2 separate regions of the Mus musculus genome follow, and region 2 is linked to region 1. Evidence: chromatin loops called from intact Hi-C (ENCODE). Cell type or tissue: gastrocnemius. All regions are shown on one strand. Links, peaks and the distances in the headings refer to the core of each region. The heading gives the core; the rest is flanking DNA. Region 1 has its middle 32 kb from the start of Tcerg1l. Region 2 has its middle 40 kb from the start of Glrx3.

What was found. A loop is a pair of places that touch in the nucleus more often than their neighbours do. Peaks named below come from ENCODE experiments on the same cell type or tissue, not always from the same donor. Only the 100,000 strongest peaks of a DNase experiment are listed, where the experiment ranks them.
Region 2: it touches region 1 in a loop (13-fold over the local background); 21 of 42 quality-filtered maps call a loop at or near these places.

What each region holds. Positions count from the first base shown.
Region 1 is chr7:138,425,681-138,434,012 of GRCm38, forward strand. No RefSeq gene overlaps it. Among named protein-coding and RNA genes, the nearest start is that of Tcerg1l, 32 kb to the left of the region's middle. In gastrocnemius, for the core only: a CTCF peak has its summit at 3,350 (motif pointing left); DNase peaks (open chromatin) are centred at 3,347 and 6,090.
Region 2 is chr7:137,473,461-137,481,792 of GRCm38, forward strand. No RefSeq gene overlaps it. Among named protein-coding and RNA genes, the nearest start is that of Glrx3, 40 kb to the left of the region's middle. In gastrocnemius, for the core only: a CTCF peak has its summit at 4,974 (motif pointing right); DNase peaks (open chromatin) are centred at 2,891, 5,005 and 6,884; H3K4me3 peaks cover 259 bases.

The DNA of each region.
Region 1 (8,332 bases), core at 318-8,317:
AACTGACTTTGGCCCCACTTCCTTGAGACATATTACTTGAAAGAGAAAACACAAATACCAACTTTTTCTTGGGTTTCCCTGGAGGGTGGACCTACATCAGATCAGAGCCTTAGTTCCCACTTGACACACTCCACAATCATTCACTTCCTGAGACCTGAGCCAAAGGTACCAACTTACCATCATTACCAGCCCGCCCTCAGGAAAGTGTTGTGGAGGATAAGTTGATGAGAACTGAACTGTAATGGGTCTTGGAGCAACAAAGAGTCCAGATGCTCAGCTGCCCAGCACTGTCCCAGTCACTTTCATAGTAACTCCTTTAACCGGCTCATAGGCTGACCTTGAGGTCAGTGTCTCTATTAGCATCATCCTCAATTGCAGTGAAGGAACCCAAGGCACAGGGGTGAAGTAATTCATGACAGATCTAGGAGGGGCAGAGCTAGGACTTAGAGCCAGGCTTAGCATCTGTGTTTTACCCTTCACGTTACAATTTCCAAACACTTCTAGAAAAGCATGCAAGGTCGTCATGGTGGGTTTGGATGAGGGCACTGCTCAGGGTCTGGGCTGAACGGGGAAACACATCGATTTGCCTCTCTGTGGGTTTTCAGGATGGAGAACATTGAAAAATCCTCTCAGCTCAATGTCACAGTAGTAGGTCTAATCCAGCTACAGCAGAGACCTACTTTCCGAAAAAAATAATAGCCTTACTGAGTACATGGGAAGTTTATTGTCAGACGAAGATAGTCTAGCTTCAAAAGCACTTCCTTTCCATCGAGAGAGCTTGTTCTAAGGAGGAAGGCACTACTTGGGACTTGGAATCCACTCATCTGTGGACTCCACAGATAACTGGATGCAGCAGAAGACCTATGAGGAACATGATGCAGGGATGAGAGGCCTGGAAAAAGGGGGAAAGGACACCCTACCGGGCAGGCAAAGGACACAGAGGGGTGAGCAGGGTCAGCCTGTGGAGTTGGCGAAACCATCTTGGCATCATCTCCTCAGGGGACTGCCTGGCACTGGGAATCTGCACCTGGAAAGACTCTGGAGCCAAGTCCCCTGGCCTAGGAGGATCTGAGTCCAGTGGCTGTCCTTTCTTTAAAGCAAGCCTGGTTGTACCATTCTCTGGACCCCTGTATCTCCCAGGCAGACAGCCCCACCATTACCTGTGAGGATTGGAGTAAGTGAATAGTCAACTCTGTTGGTCTGACCTTCATCACTGTTCCTCACCTCAGCTTTAAAAGCATCATCAACAGGGTGCTTGCTGTTGCTGCTTCCTAACTATGAAAGGAAAAAAATAGCCTGGAGCAGCAGAGAGGGCACGATTTTGGGTGGCTCTGTTTTTTTCTGCCTTTCCTTTCTTTTTATGTTTCTCAGACACAGGGTATGCAGCTATGGATTCCCTGAGAGCTCAGCTTGAAGCTTCTAGAAGAAAAATTGTTCCCACCTGAGTAGAGGATGCCTCTCATCCTGGCACTAGCAGAAATGACTTTACTTACCTGTTAATTGGATCTTTATGAAAAAGAACACACATAAATTAAGAGTGGAGCCACCTAACATAAATTCAGGATGCGGTGGGAAAAGCAAATTGTTGGAGTCCCAATGCAGTGAAATCCCCCAGAGTGGCTTCCAGGGAATGAATCCAGTGAGGAGTGTGTGGTTCAGGGTGATGTGGAGGATCAGGAGCTCTTGTGTGAGACACAGAGAGTTGGATGGACACAGTCAGATAAGAAGGAATCTGAAAGACAGTGAAGCCAGGGAAGTCTAATGTCTGTGGGGAGGCAGGAGTTTATGTTGTGGCTTGGAACAGAATCCTCTCCTGGGAACCAAGTTTTTTGCTGACATTAAACTCCATCCATGTCCTTGGTCAAAGAAGAATTTCTAAGATGCTAACTGCAGACACCAGGCAATGTGGAGCTCCAGCTCTGCTCCGAGGCCCAGCTGGGTAAACACTCAGGGCTGACGTCATGCACATAATGTTTCTGAGCTCGTTTTAAGAACAGACACATCTGTGTTTCCTTTATGCAGAGGTAGAGACAGGTTTACCCTGCCAGGTGCCATGTCCCTTGGAGACCCAGGGGGAAATTGTGGCTGGTGAACTTTGGCCCTAGCATCCTGCTTTCCCAAGGATCATGGTCAGGGACAGGGCAGTACAGAGACACCTGGGTTTCGTTCAGAGTGCTGTCCTCTTTGCTTCTGAGGCAGCCCAGAGACTGCTGGAGGCATGGGCTTGATGACAGGAAACAGAATAGTGACTCTGAAAATACTTTAACAGTGTCCTCTCAGTGGATCAGGGTAGGTGATATATAGCTCAGACACAATCCAGGAATACTGTCAGACCCTCACTCTAGCCATGCTGACCCACAGCTCTGACTGATCACAGGACTGTGGCTAAGATCACCTCTGTCAGCTAACAACCTTCATCCATGACGGCCAGGCCTCCTCTTAAACCCTCGGAGGCAACCTTTCACCAGGTGACTCTGTCAGTATGATGGAAGGAAACCAGTGTGAACGGAGAATCTGGCAATCGGAGTTCTAGCTCCTTCATACAGAGGCTGCCTGTCAATGTTCCGAGCTTCAAATTCTTTATTTGAAAACAGACTTAAGATTGGTGCAACCTGCCAAACAGCAAGGGCTGGATAAAAAACATCATCAGGCTGCTGGCTCTTTCCTGGCAGCTAGAATATGAGCGGATGCCTGACACTCCCTGCCTTCTTTCTTTTCACACATCAGCCAACAATATGTGGCGACCAAGCCGTGCCCTCTTCCAGCAGTACAGCAAGCTGAGAGTGGCTGGGACAGCAAACACAGAAGGCTCTTCACCTGTCATGGCCCACTGTCACGTAAGATCTGACTCACAAAGCATGCACTCACTAAAAGACACAACCCCCAGCTAATTTACACACCCCCTGCACCTTATCCTCATCACAGGACTCCAGTTAGAAATAGACTCCTAGGTTTGGCTTTCTGTTTTCTCATTCCAGACTGGAATTTTCCAAGGCATTCCGAAATACCCTGTATCTTCCAAACTATTTCTAGATGGGGGCCTTGACCCATTTACTTTCTTGGGTGTCACTTCCACCCTTTTCTGATTGTTTCATTTAACCTTAAGTAAATCCTTCAGTGTGCAGAGTTTTTGATACTATTCTTTTGGGCCCTTCTGCCCTGCCCTGCCCTGCCCTGCCCTGCCCTGCCCTGCCCTGCCCTGCCCTGCCCTGCCCTGCCCTGCCCTGCCCTGCCCTGCCCTGCCCTGTCCTGCCTAATCCACTACCTGGAAAGTTCATGATCCAAAGATAGAGAGCTCTTAAGACTTACCACCAAATGACTTGGTCCCCAGCGCCACCTGCTGTCTGGGCAGCTCTCTGCTCTGACTACCCTTTCACAAGATGTCCCTGGTCATCCAGGGTCCCCTAAACTCCAGTGTTCCAGCATCCCTTCATGCTGTAGATTCCTCTCTGTAGCTTCTTCTCTGCCCATCTTTCTTGGGAAAAAAAATCAATCAACTGGCTACAGTTTGTATTGCCCCACTCCCCTGGGACCAGCCTGGCTATCTTCTGTCCAGAGCAGTCATCTCTCAGGCTTGCCTCAAGGCTTATGCCTCCTTCAAATCATTTGAGTTTCTCCCAAAGTGTCTACCACCCAATTTACCACATTTTCATTTTATTTTCCATTCATTAATTATTATCTCTGCATTAGAATGCAACTTATGAACTCTAGGGATACAAGGATTTCCTTTTTGTTGTTATTGCTTTGTCTGTTTGTTTTTGGAGTTTGGTGAGGTTTCTTTTTTTTCCTGAGGGGAGAGGTTCAGGACGTTCTGAATTTGTTATGATCTGTGTGCTCAAGGTTTGGCAAAGGCTTTGTAACCTGGCCAGGTGCTGCTGGTTTTTATGAGTGTGTAAGACCCCTTTACACGACTGTGACCAAAACACATGTCAGAAGCAACTTTTAAAAATGAAGAAAGGTTTATTTGGTCTCATGGTCTCAGAAGGCTCAGCTCATATACTTGACTCGCACAACGTCATGGTGTCAGTGGCGTATGGTAGAAATCTGCTCATTTCATAGTAGGCAGGATTCAAAGATAAAAAAGGAAGAAATCACACCAAGATACAGCCCCAAAGACATGCTTCTAGAAGACATGCTTCCAGGGAGCTACTTCATATACCTAGGCCCCATGTCCTGCCGTTCACCACCACCTCTCAATGCCATCATATTTTGAATCTATCAGGGAATTAATCTATTGGTTAGATCAGAGTCTTAGTGATCTAATCTCTAGAAATAACCTCACAGACACACCCAAAGGTGTGCTGTATAAATCTCTTAGCACTTATCAATCAAATCCAGTTGACAATCAATATTAACGACCACAGCTGAATTCCTCCAAGTCTCAGAATGGGAGAGGGGCTTGTTTGAGGCACACTAAGCCTGTGTTTTCAGCACCTCGGACAGTGCAAGATTTCTCTTTGTTCAGTGACCCTCACCTATGAAAGTCATTCATTACCGAGAGGTGAGTTTCCTTTATTTTATCCCACTTTGGTAGCATCCCTGAAATTTGGGTCGGTAGCTTCCATTTTTCCTTCTTACCATTTGATGATACAGAAATCAAAGGAACATGCTGAACGTGAGCCATTTCTCCGCGCTTCCCTCCTGTGCTTGACAGAAAATAATGATCACATTCGCTACATCAATTTAGGGTTTAAAGTCATGGGGCAACCCAACGAGCACCTGGTTTATAATTTAGCTTTCCCTCACCTAACATTTGGACTTAGTTTTATGGCAGGGAATATCTGAAGAGATTTTTCATTTTTTCTGAGTTTGAAAGGAAATTTAGGGTCATTTTCAATGTCACCTTATTAAAATAGAAGCTGAAGAGGCTTTGAAGCACTGCCAGATACAGTGAGTCCCCAAGTATTGAGGCTTTTTCTTCCACCAGGAACCAATAGCTTATCCTCTCCCCTTTGCCACACACGGCATGGAAGCTTTCTTTCTACCCTGGCTTGTCTCGGAACTCATAAGAACTCATAGCAGAGAAACAGGCAGGAACGCTTGGGTCTGCAGCTGGTCTTTGCGTCTCTTCCTATTCCATACACTTGTGTAGGAATGGAAGAGGGTTGAAAGGGACATGAGAATCACAGCCCTCATGCCACCCCCAAGTGCAGCTTCCACATGGTGTCCACAGCCAGAATTCCCTTCTCCCCTCTTATCTGGACTCACAGTTGTTCTGGAGCTGTGAACTGAATACTTCTAAGTGGCTAGTCCACAGTACCACAGAGCCTCTCCTCTCCCTGACCTGCCATTTCTGCTTGCTTTTAACACTAAGATTCTAACTATCCAGAAGTTGATAGAAGTCAAGAGCGAGGAGAAAGGACCACAGAGCTCAGGGACAACTCGTCAACCAGAGCCTGAAGTCTGTAACTGGCCCAGAATTTTATCCATGTTAATGCTGCTGGCACCATGACAAGAGTCAACCAGAGAGGGTTCAAGACCACTGTGGGGCCATGCTACCTCTGTGGAGATGGCTTCTACATGACAGCTAGCAAAGCTCCATCATGGATGAAGGTACATCCATTTGGTTTTCATTTCTACAGTCTGCAGCCTCACTTTGATTGACATTGACCCAGTGTGATGCTTCTCATGAGTGACACAAACACACAGCAGACACTGTGTGGGCTTCCATGTGCTGGGTGATAGCCTGATGCTAGACCCAGAACTCATCATGATTATCACAAGTGACAGACAGTGCTGCCACTGCTGCTGAACCCTTGCATTTAGAGAAATCATGGCTGCCCTTGCCTTGATAACAGAAAACCACAGAATCACCCTGTCACACATATAGCTCATTAAAACCACAAGGAGTTAATGTGGAATCCTGACACCTCTTGGGACTAACCAGACCTTTATGAGTTCAAGCTGCCAAGTGGCTGTTGTGTGATCTGACCTCTTGTGCTTTGTAAAGACACTGAGCAAACAGAAGCCATCCCCCTTATTAATTATGTGTCAGTCATTTAAAACCAGTCAACCATTCACAAGGCTTGCTTCTCTGTCATTTTGAGAGAACAGCTTCTGGCTTCTTCCTTCCAGCTCTGCAGGTGGCCTAGGCTGCTTTCAAATGACAAGGAAGAAGGAATTTGAATGCCCACCCTGGCAAAAGGACTTGATACAACTGTTAGTTATTGAATAAAAATGGGGGGGGCGATAGTTATTGGAACACACTCTCACAAAGCTACTTTAACAACAGAAGGGTGAGTGGGAATGGTATTTCTTCTAGCATCAGTGAAACTCTACCTCTGTCAGATATGCGCGCAGTCAGCACAACCACTTTCCTCTTCCACACTAAGAAAGATTTTTCCCCATTTTCTGACCATCCAGCTCTCAGCCAAACATGCCCAGCTCTGAGGACAGTTTGTTTTCCCCACAAAAGGAAGAAGGTGGTGGTGGGCTTTCCCCACTGGTGTTTGAATTCAATGTTGGTGACTGTCTACTGCTGTCTAATTTAGTTTGTCTGCCGCCTTGTTTCTACAAGGTAAAATGCTCCACTCCTGATGATGTGACCGAAAGACAGGACTAGGCAGATGCTGCCGATGTCTTTGTGAGTCTTTCTCTCTTTCTTTCTTTCTTTCTTTCTTTCTTTCTTTCTTTCTTTCTTTCTTTCTTTCTTTTTTCTTTCTCTCTCTCTCTCTCTCTCTCTCTCTCTCTCTCTCTCTCTCTCTCTCTCTCTCTCTTTTTCTTTTTTTCTTTTTTTTTGGTTATTTTGAGACAGGGTTTCTCTGTAAAGCCCCGGCTGTTCTGGAACTCACTCTGTAGACCAGGCTGGCCTCAAACTCAGAAATCCGCCTGCCTCCCAAGTGCTGGGATTAAAGGCATGCGCCACCATCATCATTTATCTGTGGCACATGGAGAAAGAGGGGTTTTGACCTTCCCCTGGAGCTTGCCTGTAGCTCTTGGACCCGAGCAAGCATGGAGGGGCCACATGACTCACTCGGCCCCAGAGGATGGCTGTGCAAGGCAGAACTGATGCCCCAAGATATGATAGAAACATTTAGTAAACATACCTTGTACCACAAGGGGGCCCCAAATTTTGAGGGTTCTTTTCTTTTGTGTTCTCTGTCACGTGATGATTTCAATGTCTCATGACAGAATTGCTTCAGGTAGTACACACTGGAAATTTCCAAACAAATGAATCAAGGAACAGCTTCCTTCACTTCAAAGGAACTTTTCTGCACTGTGTGGATAGGCACCCGCCCAGGCTTCACAGCTACCTGTGATCTGAGTGTCCCCCACAGCACAAAAACCTCTAGCAGTCAGGCTGGACACACTGGTGTTTGTGGCTTGGCCAGATGCACAGCCTTCCCCTCTGAGGCTTCCAGCACATTCTCCTGCCTCAGCACTTTTATGTCCCAGGGTATGTGATTGCCTCTTCACAAGGTTTGCACACAGAGTAGATTTTCTTTTGAAATTGAGATGGAAAAACACTTAGAGAAATCCCCCAAAGCACATAAAGTTCTCTTTGTTAAGTAGTGATCATATAACGGTGCACAGCAATCTTGTCAACACATCAGATGACAAAAATGCCCATGGCCACAGTGGCTTCTCCAGTGTAATCACAGAAAATGTGTCAGACTGAGCTTGCACCAATGGATTTTCTGGTTATCACACCAAGGAGACTCTCTGACCTAGCTGAAGCTGATGGTGTATGCATGTGCGCATGTGGGAGCATGCAGCAATATAGTATACTCTGTGTTCATGTATGTGCACATACTTTTTCTCATGTATGCATGTATCTGTAGATGGGTGTGTACATCTATGTGTATACATTGGCATGCTTGTGTATATTTATTTGTGGGTTCACACAAGTATGTGCATATGCATGTATGCCTGTTGTGTTGTACATATGTTTGTGTACGTGTGGCTCTGTGTATATAGTTTTGTGCTGTGTGTGTATATCCATGCACAAGCCTGTATGTGTGGCATGTTCCAGTGGAGGTTGTTGCAGGGTATCTAGTTCAGTACAGCATACCCCTTCAGTTTATAACATATCAATGAGAGAAGATTCCAACTGGGTTGAGCAGCAAGACCAGGCAGAAGCTCAGCATGAAGGAATGAGAAGAAGAGAAACTATTTACAGCAGATATATCTGTCTCCATGGCTGTGGTTATCCCACTGTAGCTAGAGGTCCCCAAAGCTTAATCCCAAGAGGGAAGTTCTTCTCCACACCACCTTAACCCACGGTGACTGAGTAGCTGTGGAAATACGCTTGGGTTCCTGGGGGCAGAGGAGTCCGTCCATCTTGCACTGGGTGAAATCACACTCATCATATATAGGAAAAGCAGAAACAGTC
Region 2 (8,332 bases), core at 39-8,038, 950 kb before region 1:
TAAGTAATTCTAATCTTAGAATTTTAGAAGTCTCTATCTCTATATGGAGAATAGAAATCATAACATGGGCCAAAGGTTAAGAACAAAAACAGAATAAGAAGGGATAGTAGACAGATTTAGGCAGGAACCCTTCTAGTGAAGCTTGAGGGTCTGGGCATGATGTAGGTATACGTGGATCAGATCTCTGGCTGGAACTGTTGAGATGTCTTTTGTGGTACCCGGCTTGTTCGCTGTAGCCAATTGTGACCAGCCTTCTTTCTGCACCACCTGCAAGCCTTTTAACTTAGCATATAGATTATTATTACAACAACATGTAGGTTTAAGACAGTGATGGGCATGGGGAAGGAGCACCAAATCTGCACCAGTCTCTTAGAATTCTATTCATCTTTTCTATCTGTCCTGAGCTTTGGAGCCTGTATGCACAATGTAACGTCTAATCAATCCCCAATATCTTGGCCAGTCCCTGATTTACCTGGGCAACAAAGGCAGGTCCATTATTGGACCTGATTACCTTGGGTATCCCAAACCTCGGGAAGATTTCTTCTAGGATCTTCTTGGCTATCACATTGGCCGTCTCAGTCCTTCAACCGGGAGACTACTGCCATCCATGTACCAGCTCGAACTCTCAGGCCAAGGCTGATCTGATCCTTCAGATAATTTCTTCTGCCAGAACGTCAGCGCAGTGATGAGTAGGTGAAGTCTTGGGCAGTAGGGTATCAAGATTGAGGACAGCAGGTGGAGCGAAGGTCACTCGTTCAGTCAACAAAAAGCTCTGATAATGTGTCACAGGAGCATTGGTCGTCATCCATCAGTCAGGGGGCTTTCAGATAATTCTTTCAAGAGTGTGGGGTGCCACTATAGTTATTTGCTGTCCCAGAGTGAGCTTATCAGCATCTTTGACAAGCAGAGCTATGGCAGCAATAGCTTTCAGGCAAGAAAACTACCTGCTGGCAACAGGGTCTAACTTCTTGGATAGGTAAGCCACTGCCTTTTTCAAAGTCCTAAAGTCTGAGTAAGGACTCCTCTGGCGACCCCTGGTCTCTCTTCCACATAAAGAGTGAAAGGCTTGGTTAGGTCAGGCAAAGGCTGGCCATCAGTAGGGCCTTTTTCATTTCTTTAAAGGCTTTCTGGTGATCTGAGGTCCACACAAACACCTCCCCTTCCTTGGTTAGGGGGTACAACGGGCAACTAAAGTTGCTAACCCAGGTATCCAGAGCCTGCAGAAACCAGTGGTGCCCAAGAATTTTTTTTACTTGCCTTGGTGTAGTTGGGGTGGGGATCTGAGTTACAGTCTTTTTTCTGGCTTTCTTTAGCCACTACTTCCGGTCTTGAAGGGTGTATCCCAAATAAGTAACTTCAGTCTGACACAGCCGAGCCTTTTTAGCTGAGGCTTGGTCTTCTGCTGCCCAGGTTTCCTGTCTAGATCCTGTCTTTTCTTTCTCTCCTACCACTGTGGCCAAGTTTCTAGTCAAATTTCTTTCTTGTCTACGATCCCTCCTGTTTTCTCTTTCTTCTGCCTCTCGCCCCCCCCCCCTCCTCGCAATATGCCTTCTCTGCCTCTTACTGGTTCTACTCTAAATATTTCTCATTCAGAGTATCTCTCTCATCTCAGACCTCTAATCTCCTTCATCTCTATTTTCACTGTCTCTCCTGAGTCTGCTGGAGCTTTGCTCTTCCTTACAATCTAAGCTCACTTTTTTCTAGACCTCTATACACTTTTGTCAGAGCCTGGTGATTAGACTTGTAGGTACTCCTTACCTGGGACAGAAGTTTTAAGTGGGCAGATGTCTCCCTCGGGCCAACTCAGGGAGGGGGGAAAAGGCGGCAGAGGGCGACTCTAGTTGGCCCCTCTCCAGCAGGCATCACGGCCTAGGAAGCCAGGCGGGGCCGGCGTGGGGCCCCGCGGGCCTCGCCCCTCTTTCTTTTCTTGCCTATCCCGCAGGCGGTGAAATGCGTGGTGGTGGTGGGGCCCGGCACCCCGGGAAAACCTCCACATCGGTGTTCCCCCCTGGGCCATGGTTTCCCACGTGGCGCAGCACTGCTGCTGCCGAAGCCGGGAGTTCTCAGTCCCGCCCTGCGGCTGCGTGCGGCTGTGCCGAGTTGTTTTTCTTACCTATCACTGACAAATTCTGTCCTAACGTCAGTCCAAGTCCACAGTTGGCACCACACACACAGTCTGTCCCATGACGAAAACCACCAACACAAACAAGACAGCAACAGAGAAAAAAAACCCACCAGTATCTAAGCACATTCGTTCCTCACTCTGCCAGATGACAGTCAGACCTTTCTGGACTGTCCCTCACCCTTGGAACATCTTCCAGAGGTTGCAGCTTTCGGGGCCTCTGGACGTCTCCCTCCCGTGGCTACTGGGTCCTTACGGCCCACAGTGGCAGCTGCCAGAATACAGAATACCAGAACTGGGGAACCAGGCTGTGGGACTCGAACCCACAATCCCAGAACTGTAAACCAAGACACGAGGTGGGACCTGAACCCACAATCTCACAACTGAAAAACCAAGACATGAGGTGGGACTTGAACCCACGATCTCAGAACCGTAAAACTAAGGCATGAATTCATAAACCAAGACACAAACTCACAATCCCAGAACTGAAAAACCAAGACACAAACTCACAATCTCAGAACTGAAAAACCAAGACACAAACTCACAATCTCAGATCTGAAAAACCAAGGCACAAATTCACAAACCAAGACACAAATTCAGCGGTGCCACACTTAGACAACAGACAACATGTAAGACACACAGAAACAAACATACCTCCAAGGGGTCTTTCGGGGTTCCTGGGTGTCACACAGATCTCGGTGGGACCTCCAAATGAAAGAACCCAGTGGGGAAACCCCCACTCAATTCCCGATTTGGCGTGCACCCAAGAATCACGCTCCGGGTCGAAACGTATCTCACGCAGGAGACAGTGGATTCGACCTGCACAGTGATTCTTAAACACAGCACAAGAATGCTTAACTTGTATAAGGCACACTTGTCTAGCATAGCCTCTGTGGGAATGAACGGTGGGAATACTGCACTGAGTGGGTCTAGCTTGGTCTGCGTGCCCCCTTCACACTCTTCCTTTGGTGTGGGATGAGCAGGACACGGACTGTGAGTGGGTGGGTTGCTTCCGGTATCTTGGTGAAAGGGGAGGGTTAGTATAAACAAGACACGCATCTCACCAAAGTCGCAAGCTCTGGGGCTGCCGTGCTCAGGATGTTCTTGCTCTCTGCAACATCACTGCCACTTGATAGGGAGATGTGGTTGTTGAGCTGACACCTCTGCCGGGTGTAGCCTGTGGTTTCTTCACACCCTTTGACCACCGTCGGCCTTGATCCTGGAGTACTGTAACTGTCGTGTCTCTCAAGATACACAAGTGAGCTGTTGACTCCTCACATCCTGGGGGTAGGGTGAGGAGGGGCCTTAGGAGCCAGGAGACCCAGGGCCAAATCCCAGCTATACCACTTACCCTGTGACCTTGTTGGGTCTTGCTCTGGACCTGAGCTTCCATGCATCATGGTGCACTAGGATTCTATACTGGGATATGGTCCTACTGCCATCAAGAAAGCTCTGCTACCAAGCTGCTGCACCTATGGTGAATCTAGAAGTGAGACAGGAGGTTGGGGGCGACAGCATCAGAGTCCTCTGCGTGCACAGCCTGGGGATGCTCAGGCCACAGGCAAAGATTCTTCCCATCATGTGTCATGGTGGAGAATGGGCTAGCCTGCTGGGATCTTCTGTGGCTCTCTCCCTACACCTGACCAAGGAGTTCATGGACTCTGCATTTGACTGTCAGTGCCACTTGTCATGGGGGAAGCCTTGTTCAGGGATCCTTCCTGACAGAGCACACTTTATACCTATAGCTGGTTTAAAACAGCCAACACACATGGTATTGTCAGGCAGTGACCCAAGCACTCAATTCATCGGGAGTCACTGCTGTCTCAACACTACGGTAGAGGGGGGAATAGGTTAAACAAACTGCACAAGGTCACAGTACTTGGTGTAGCTGGGATTTGACCCTAGATCTCCAGCCATGCTTCCAATTGACCTCGTATCCCCGACAGGATGTGGAGTTATAGTCCAATTATGTAGCTTGAGGGGGAGGACAGTTGTAGTTCTCAAGGGTCCAGGTCAATGGTAGGTAGAGGATGAGAGGGGCTGGATCTTCTTCATTGGCATAAGAGAAGCCAAAGCTGAGGATAACTCTACAGAAGGTGGGGTGTGCACTTCCAGCAGCCGGGAGCATAGGCTTGAGTTCCCAAACACAGGACCAAACAGATGATCCCTGACCAGGCACCTCGACAGATAGCTACTACATGAATTAGAAAGTAACCCTCTGGGTGCTAGTTTCCCCCAGCGCTGATTGGCACCTCCTTTGAGTTTTGATCTACATTCTTTCTCCTCAAGGCCTTGGTATGCACAAGGGAGGATGCACAGCTGCAAGAAACCAGCATTGCCTGTGGTTTGAAGGTCTGCAGAGATGAGTGCATGCCCCATTAACACAGCCTGCTCCTGGAGCAGTAAGTTGGGAAATGGGCCACTCTGGAGGGCTCATCCCCACACTGTTGGATCCCCGATGGTCCAGGGATGTCCAATTGCTCCCTGTGTGGCTGCCTAGCTGGCCCAGTTCTAGCCTAGTTCTGAGATGTTAGTGTCAGGACAAGGTTGGATCCCGGCCTGACTGACTGGAGTCCCTGTCCTTGACTGTTGAAGGCCCTTGGTGTCCAGACACGGCTTGGGGGAGCGGTCACTCCTCAACCCCAAGGCGGGTAATGGTAGGCAATGCGGGCTTTCCTGTGCTAACTCAGCTTCTCTGTCCCCGATGTCTACTTGTAACTTTGCAGGAACTAGCCTGGTATCCTCTGTAGCTGGTCACCACTGGTCTATGAATGTCACAATCAGCTCCTGGCTGTAGGAGGCAGCGGCAGGTGGTGACCGTGTGTGTCCACGCGAGGTCGCTGCGCACCGCGGGCCGATCAACCGCGCAGTCTGCAAGAGCGAACTTTGGGCACCAGGGGGCGCGCGAGGACCAAGGTTAGCACAGCATGGACAGGAGTGCGGTGGTGGTGTGTCCCTCCCGCCTCGCCTCCGCGCGAGTCTTGGAACCGCTTGTTTTGAAATTCTACCTCCCTTTTTCCTTTACAGAGAAAGCGTGTGGAAAATCTAGGTTGACTAGCTGGGGAGCAGCGTTCACAGACCTGTGTGGCTGCCTCCTATTCGAATACCAGAGCTAATCCTCACCCCCACTCACCCTGCCCCCAATCTCCTGGTCCTTGGAAGCCACCTAGATGGCACTGCTGATTTGCACCCTGCGGGAGCCAGCATCCACCCTCTGGAGTGAAGCTTACCTGGTGGATAGCCATCAGCCTAACCTAGGCTTTCAGGTGTATATGTGGAACACCTCACCCCTATTCCCAGCTCCACTTCACAGAGGACACGCCATAGAATAAGGTGCCACAGTCTCATTGCATCATGAGATGGTACTGTCCCTATGATCTGTCACGGCCTGAAGAAGTTTGTGGATGTCTTCACGGTGACGCAACTCTCTTCCCCTTTCCATGCTGTGTTGCTTGGAGACAGTTCACACCTGAAGGGCAGGCATCTTTAGGGGGAGGTGCAAAACTGAGGTTCTGTTGGGAAAATTTTGGATATTCATCCCTTTACCCTGCTTATTCTTTTGTCTAGCCATTCGTTCATGTCAGGGGGTGCTTACCGGTATTTTATATCTGCTGCGGAGTTCTGCTCTCTGGGCACGATACGACCATGGCCGTCTCAAAATCATCAGCAGTTCCAACTATCTGCATAAGATCCTTGGCCACTAACATTCCCTCAAGGCTGGTGGGCCTGATAGGGTACGGCTCAGGAGGGTGTACTCGAGAGAAGGATATAATTGATGAACAGTTAGGGGCACTCTTCTTTGGAGGTGTGGCTGCCCATAAACTGTTCATGTTCCTATAAGTAACTCCAGTTAAATGTAATGATTAGTTAAGGTAGACGTTGGGGGTGTTGGCTCTTTGGTCTGTTGCTGGCACCCTGTCTGGAGGGAGATATCCATTTATCTCTCTCCATGCAAAGTTTAGCTACAATAGCCAAGGGAGTGAGGGAGGGAGTGGTCATGGAATGGTGGGAGGCGTGGCCACAGAAGGATGGGAGGCAGGGCTGGTGGTATACACAGGGGCCTCTGTGTGTGTGTGTGTGTGTGTGTGTGTGTCCCAATTCTAGTCTTTCTGAAACGGAATATTTCAAAGGAGAAACAAAACAAAACAAAACAAAACAAGACAGGTTTAGGATAAACCCTGTTGCCAAAACATACTGAGGATAGCCATTCACCGTAGCCTGGTCACTGTGGTAAGAAAGGCTGGGTCTGGGTGGCATGGTTGCTCTGGGTTTATCTATCCTTGGTCCTGGCCCTGTTCTATGTTCTAATGGCTATGGTCATGTCAAGAGTTCTCGGGACACAGATGTAGTTCCTGTTGGCATCCCCTATCAGCCTCAGCCAGTGCCCTTGCTCAGCGGACTCAAGCTGGGGGCCAGAGCTTTGCCTTCTGTTTTTTTTTTTTTTTAGTTTTTCAAGACAGGGTTTCTCTGTGTAGCCTTGGCTGTCCTGGAACTCACTCTGTAGACCAGGCTGGCCTCAAACTCAGAAATCCACCTGCCTCTGCCTCCCGAGTGCTGGCATTAAAGGCGTGTGCCACCACCGTTGGGCTAGAGCTTTGCCTTCTTAAGTGATGTCTCCACTGGGTGCTTCCTTAATGCCTATCACTGGCCCCCAAGAGAACCGACATGGACAGGGGCCGCCAGGGGCCCTGTAGAAACCTTTTCATCTGATCTGCCAGATGCTTGAACCTGTGTCGACAGAGTCATTTGTACGGCGCCGTCTCTGCTCTCTTGGGACACACCCTAGTCTCTTTGGATGGCCGTCTGCCCGGGGTGATGGATATAAGCTAATCCTGTCTGTCTTGGAAGAAGGTGGCAGCTTGGCAGTTAACAAAGGGTTTTAATTAAAGAGAAAAGAATCATTTTGGCAAACTAGTTTTGCTCCTAAACTCAAGTGATCTGTCAAAGCTATAAGTTTGGTTAATTTCCACATAAGTCTCACTGGAGGAATTCACCCCAGTATCTGTGGGAGACAGAGTCCCAGGTCCAGGGATCCTGGGGAGAGCTCTTCTCATTTCCTCCCTCCCTTGTGGAATTCTCCAAAGCTGTGCTCCTCTCTCTCTCAAGATCTATTTATTTATTTTATGTATATGAGTACACTGTAGCTGTACAGATGTAGTTGTGAGCTATCATGTGGTTGCTAGGAATTGAACTCAGGACCTCTGATCGCTCTGGCCCTGCTCACTCTAGCCCAAAGATTTATTTATTATTATATGTAAGTACACTGCAGCTGTCTATAGACACATCAGCAGAGGGCGTCAGATGTCATTACGGATGGTTGTGAGCCACCACCATGTGGTTGCCGGGATTAGAACTCAGGACCTTCGGAAGAGCAGTCAGTGCTCTTACCCTCTAAGCTACCTCTCCAGCCTGTGCAGTCACTCATTACCCCAGGTTGCCAATAGGTCCGGACCTTGCCTTGACCTCTTCTCCAGGCATGTGACCTTCTCACCCTGGCCCAGCCTGCCAGGACATGGCTGTTTACAGCTGCCTTGTGCTTTCTGTATGTGCTGGTTAGCTTTTGTCAAACTGACACAAATCTACACATAAGCCTGGGGAGAGGGAATTGTCAACCGAGGAACTGTCTCTACCAAATGACTTATGAGTGTGTGGTACTGAGTCCTGCCTCTCTGTGGGGTGCCCAGACACTGCTGCAATGGGAGGAGGCAGGGCAAAGTTCGAAACTGGCAGTTCACACTGGTTCCAGGTCTCCTCTCTGGGTACCCAGGTACCTCCAGCATACCACTGAGAGAGGGAGTTAGGAACTGGGGTCCATGGCCTAGCTTTCATCCATGTGCTGGGCAGGAGGGAGAGGGTAGAGCCCAGGATGAGCAAAATCCAGTCTGATTGGAAGCGAGGGCAGAGAGTACCAGAGGGGCTAGAGGGCAGAAAGCCTTCCTCAGGAGTCTTTGTTCTTTGGTCAAAGGCCTTACCCTCCTTCATCCTTAATGAAGCAGCTCTCTGAGACAACCCTTGCTTCTTCACATTGCTTCATTTGATGATGGATGTAAACACATACACTTTATTTGGGGCGAATCGGGGATTATATACCTCTTGTTGGAAGGAATACCCAGGAAGGGAAAGTCACTGACTAAACTATTTAGACACCTCACGAGCATGGAGAAGAACTCCAGTGTTATGCTACACGACTGGGTGCCCACGTTCCTCTCA